2 separate regions of the Homo sapiens genome follow, and region 1 is linked to region 2. The links are chromatin contacts, found by Hi-C or POLR2A ChIA-PET in ENCODE. All regions are on one chromosome and are shown on one strand. The core of a region is the stretch at or near the end of the contact, and the rest is flanking DNA. Distances in the headings are between cores, read along the strand shown.

The links. Hi-C counts contacts between places; a loop is a spot of excess contacts on that map. ChIA-PET counts read pairs that join two places held with the same protein, here RNA polymerase II (POLR2A). Pooled maps may share reads with other maps.
Region 1: a loop to region 2 is called in a pooled map, with 2.4 times the contacts of the local background. The contact joins two enhancer-like sites. A Hi-C loop is called at or near these places in 2 of 50 pooled maps. POLR2A ChIA-PET finds 5 or more read pairs at or near these places in 2 of 52 experiments (H1 and WTC11).

Annotation. Positions count from the first base shown.
Region 1 is chr1:43,550,234-43,552,933 of GRCh38, reverse strand. The region is part of intron 3 of PTPRF (protein tyrosine phosphatase receptor type F); the gene reads right to left. Among named protein-coding and RNA genes, the nearest start is that of PTPRF, 21 kb to the right of the region's middle. Within about 2 kb of position 1,338, at least 9 of the 41 ENCODE cell types and tissues checked have a DNase peak (open chromatin) inside an H3K27ac peak, as active enhancers do.
Region 2 is chr1:43,238,280-43,240,979 of GRCh38, reverse strand. The region is part of intron 21 of CFAP57 (cilia and flagella associated protein 57); the gene reads right to left. All of the region lies in intron 1 of LOC105378685 (a long non-coding RNA gene), which reads left to right. All of the region lies in intron 1 of LOC124904164 (a long non-coding RNA gene), which reads left to right. Among named protein-coding and RNA genes, the nearest start is that of TMEM125, 30 kb to the left of the region's middle. Within about 2 kb of position 1,364, at least 9 of the 41 ENCODE cell types and tissues checked have a DNase peak (open chromatin) inside an H3K27ac peak, as active enhancers do.

The sequences.
Region 1 (2,700 bases), core at 89-2,588, 310 kb before region 2:
CTAAGTCTCTCTGGATATCTTCCCAGGTGAATGCTTTCCTGTAAATCTGCCTCTCCCATCCCTCCCCCCCGACTTAGTTATTGCCTTCTGACAGTCTCCTCAAGGTGTCCACAGGGAGGCAGAGGGAGGAGAAGAAAGGTAGGGGCTCAGACATGGCACTGCCACACCCTCATCACCTCAGTACACATACCAGGGCCAGTCCACAGCCCCTATCCCTAAGAATTCAACCACCTAGGGTCATGAACCCAGAGAAGCCCAACCCATTTGCTACAATCTTGTAGCAATAGCTCGTTAATCTTGACAGCTGATCCATTTCCTATTAATCAGACCAATGAACAGCTCCAAAAAGGGCTAGTGCTGTGAGAAATGACCTTTCAGACCACCTGTTTGGTCCCCAGGAGCCCAGGCCCAGCCTGGTCCCTGGCACAGAAACGTGTGCGATGATGACAATCCTTTGCCAAGCACCCACTCTGCACCAGGTTCTTTATCTTTAGTCCTTCATTGCTATTATCCTCAGTTTACAGGCTCAGAGGGGTCAAGTCACTTGTCCAAGATCACATGCCAGTGAGGGGCACATCTGGGACCTGAATTCAGGCATGTTTGACTGTCAAACACCTGGTACAAAACAGTTCACACAAGATTGTCAGGGACCTTGACAAGAACAGAGTCAGTGGAGTGGTGGGTGGGGGCCAAAGCCAGACCAAAGAAGGCCAAAGAATGACTGGGAGGCGATGAGGGAGAGAGGGAAGTACAGGTGACTATACAGCCAGCAGCTGGAAAGGATGAGGCGGGAAGGGAGGTTTGTGAATTTTTTTTTTCTTTTTTTCTTGAAGACAGATATGAAAGGCAATGTTTAAATACTGATGGGAGCCAGCAGAGAGGGAAAAGGTGTTGATCCAGCAGAGAAGGGACGGCAGATGGGGCAGAGTCTCCAAGGAGGAGAGGGTCTATGGGAGCGGGGTAGGGAGTGGCAGCTGCAGGTACCAACAGAGAAGGAACTTTTGAGAACTCCAGGGGCCAGGGGCTCTGGGGGTTTTATGTAATTATTATGCAAGTCACTCACCATCTCTGAGCCTCTTTTTTCCCATCTCCAAAACAGTGACACAGGATTCTGTCATAGATGGAATGAGATGGCTGTAAACTGCTTTACGTGGTGGGCCTTCCATGAGGGAAGCTGTCACTCGTACCAGCATTATCAGTCTTACCGCAATCCCATAAGGTAGGTAGTATTATTATCCCCATTTAAGAGGTGGGGAAATAGAGGCTCGGAGGGTGAAATGACTGGCAAGTCAGAGGGATGCAGGCATGGAGCCAGGCTTTGATCCAGCCTTCTCACTCCTAAGCTCACCTACGGCCTTCCCTGGAGGGAGACCTTGGGACTGACTATGTTCTTAGAGTGCCTAGGGCAGGCTCGGGCAGCCAGCTCAGGGAGGCTGTAGGGACCAGAAAGACAAGAAGACACCACAGAAGGTCCAGAACCCCCCAGCGTGCCTTGCCCTTCCCCTGAATGCCCTTTGAAGGAGGCTCCAGGCTCTCCCGACTGCAGCTGTCTGCAAAGTTGGCCTCTGTTGCGCCTTCCAGACAGACCCTCTCAGACACGACTCTCCTGCTCAGGCTCCACTGGGGGTGTCTCCTGTCCCCCACCCCCATACCGTGCACTCTTCCCCCACACTTGAAGCCCTCCACAAAGCAGCTCAGGGTTCTCCACCTGCGCTGCCACACCCTAGTCCAGATACCACCTTCCCTTGACTGGCACTCCACTGGCCTAACACGCGGAAGCCCCTGCCTCCAGGCCTGCCCCACGCCTCCCGTCTGTTCTCTACTCAGTGTCCAGAGTGAGCTGACAGCCTCCCCCGACACCCCGCCCTATCAAAACCCTCCAAAGACCTGCCGAATCACTCTCCAAACACCTGTTATGGCAGACAAAGCCGCGGGGTCTGACCCAGCTGCTCTCCCCAGAGCCCCAGCTTTGGCTCCTCTAAAGAGCAACGTCATGTTCCCTGCAGCCACAGGGCCTTTGCATAAGCTGCTGCTTCTGCCAACCTCCGCCATACACTCTAACTTCCATTCATCCTTCTGCTCTCCATTTAAGTATCACTGCCTTCTCCAGTCCCCCTGCCCCCAACCTATGAGCTCAGTTCCTAGTTTGAAACTCCCGGGTAACTCCCTTGCCTCCCACAGCACTGCTCCTAGCTTATTACCTACCTGCCGAGCTTATAACTTTCACTCACAGTTTATTATGCACACGTGTGAGATTATTACTTTTCCACATTTTTGGTGTTTGATTAATGGCTGCTTCCCCTCCTAGAACATAACCCTGGGCAGGGCAGATAGCATGCCTGTCTGGATTCCTGTCCCAGTGTCTGACCCAGTTCCTGGCACCCAGGGGTGGAGAATGAAAGAAGGACCGAACTGAGGAACCAGGAGGATGAGGACCGCGGCCCCTGCTGCACCAGGGAAGAGAAACCCAGGGAGAAAGTGCCCCTCCAGCTCCTGCCGGGACCTGCAGCGGCAGAAACTGGGGGCTGGAACCGGCTGAACCGGAATGGCCGGGCGAGTGCGCCTGGGGGCGGGGTGGGGCGGGGCCTCCGCTCCAAACAAAGAAGCGGAGAGGAGACGCCGGGGAGGAGAGCCAGGTGTGGGTCACCGGCGGCCTGGAAGGAGGAGGGCCCAAGAGCCGTGGGAGGCTGGGCTGTGCCC
Region 2 (2,700 bases), core at 115-2,614:
GCCTGTACTCCCAGCTACTTGGGAGGCTGAGGCAGGAGAATGGCATGAACCCAGGAGGCGGAGCTTGCAGTGAGCCGAGATCGTGCCACTGCACTCCAGCCTGGGCGACAGAGCGAGACCGGCCCCTTCTCCTCTCCTACTCTCTCTTTCGCCATGTGACACGCCTGCTCCTCTTTTGCCTTCCATCATGAGTGAAAGCTTCCTGAGGTCTTGACCAGAAGCAATGCTGGTGCCATGCTTCCTGTACAGCCCTCAGAACTGTGAGCCAAATAAACCTCTCTTCTTTATAAATTACCCAGCCTCAGGTATTCCTTTATAGTAATGAAATCTCTCTGTCTCGGATGAAATGCCCAGTCCTCATTGTCAACCCCTCATTCTTCATGCTAGGATTTGTACTTGTGTTTCTGAATCAGATGTTTTCTCCATCGAATGCTTTACCCTTTGAACCAACCCAGGCCTTGCTGATTGTAGTGTGATGGGTCCCCCACCAGGTTACTTAAGGGTGTATGTTCACTGTCTGAACCCTCAAGGCCAGGCAGTTAGTCAAGGCCATGGTGCCCAGCTGTGGAGCAGGTGTCCCTGAGAATCCAAACATCCTAGAAGATATCTGAAAACCTACTAAGGAAAACAGTCCCATGGCACATACACAGTAGGTGAAGAGCCAGAAAATTAGCTTAAAAGCAGCTTAGCGATGTGAGGCAAAGCAGGTCTCTAGAGCTGTCCTGCTGCTGCCCAGGAGTGCCCCACATGGAAGACCTAAATAAACTCATCTACTCACCAAGCTGGACTTGTCATTCTTCGGTCTCCCCAGTTTGGGAGGGAGGGTGGGGAACATTACAGTTCCAAATTGTCTCATAACAGTGATAGGTTTCCCGCATTTCCTTTCCAGATGCTGCCTGGTAAAACTCTGCTAGATCCTCCCATGGACCTTCTCCTTGCAGACTTTATATCATGACATGATCAATTCAATACATATTTATTGGGTTATGGACCTTGGACCCTGCCTTGCATGTTAGAGGTGCTCATTAAATATTTGTGAAATGGATGAGAAAATGTATAACTAATGCAGTGGATACCAAACCGAATAAGATGAGATTCTTACTAATAAGGAAGTTACAGACCAAGGGATAAGGGACAGGTGAAAGAGACCAGAACAGAAGGGAAGGTCTTAGAGCCACAGGGGGAAGCTTGCTTGCTTGAGGTCTCTCTCCATTTCTCCCTTCAGTAGGCCTCGCTAAGCTTCACTTCTCCTGATCCTCATTAAATAACTCAATAACAATCATCAGAATAAGCACTAGAAACTGAAAGCACAATTCGAGTTCTCTCACAGTTTGCATCTTTAGCTGCTTCCTCTTTTTGGTCATCTCCATCCATTCTGTCACTGAGTCCTATTGATTTTGTGTCTGAGTTGATTCTGATGTTCATCCTTCCTGCTGGTTTGTCACCAGCTCTCAGTGTTCTCCCTTGTTCTGCTGTAAAGGCCCCCCGGCAAGTGGAGCCCTGCCCTGGCTTCTCCCCACCCCCTCCACCCTCTACAGCCCTGTCACTGTGATTGGGATTTCTGGCTCCTGGTACCTGTTGGTGTGAATGCCTGTTCCTGACCCCCCTGCCAACCTCTGACATCTTCATGATGCTCCCTTACCTAAATGGGTCTCCAGGGCTTGATCCTTTTTGGAGTATGATTGAGGCCCACCACTCAGTGCAGCCTGACTCTCTTGTTCTGTTCATTCATTCATTCATTCATTCACGTATTCATGTAAGAAAAGTAATCTAAGAACCAGTTCCTGAAAGCTTATACTGGTCACTGTGCCAGGCATGGGAGGTCCCGCTTGGCTCCACTGCAGAGCTGCCATGAGAGGCTGAAGCATGGTTGGGCCCCTGCCCAACCCAGTGTGACAGTGTGCAACCCCAGGGGAGACAGAGGAGAAGAGTGTTCCAGGCCCAGAGCCAGGAGGCGGCAAGCAGAACCTAAGGCAGGAAGAGCTTGATGATAACGATAATAAGAGTAACCACAATTGCAAGGGTTGATTGGATCACTGCAAATGTATCAAACAGCATGCATACAGTCCCTCAGTTCATCCTTACACCAACCTTGTGAGGAAACTGAGGCCGTATCTCAGTGGTAGAGCTGGTGTCTGAACCCTGTCGTGCCTCCATCCAGAGAGCCCTGCTCCTCCGTGACTACTGCTTTCCAGGCTCTGCTGTCCCCCCTCACATTTATGTCACCTCCATTCCAATATCTCACATAGTATGATGGCCAAGGACACTCCCAATAAGTATAAGTTGGGCTACCTGCAAAATGTTTTCTGGGGTGGCCTGTGTTCCGAGGGGTCCCGAGGTCACATTGAGGTCGACCGTTTTTGCTTTGGATGGCTTTGTGGATTAAAAATGTGAATGCAATGGGTTTGCCGAGCCTTCTCTTCCTGATCTCTCCCTTGTCAGTTTGACTTCCAAAATCCCCTCCAATCCTCCAGACCCCCACCCAGGTCTACACAGCTGCAGAGGAAATCTGACCTGGGGTCCACCAACGTGCCAAGTCTTGGGGGATGTGAAACTGTTTATGTAAAAAGCTTTCTAAGCAAAGGGGCTCTGCCAAGCTGTCCAGGACTGCCTTTGGCCTTTGGAACTGACTGATGACCCTGGCAGGTCTTTCCGACCTCCGTATTGAGCAGAGAAGAGAAGGGAATGCCTACAGCACCC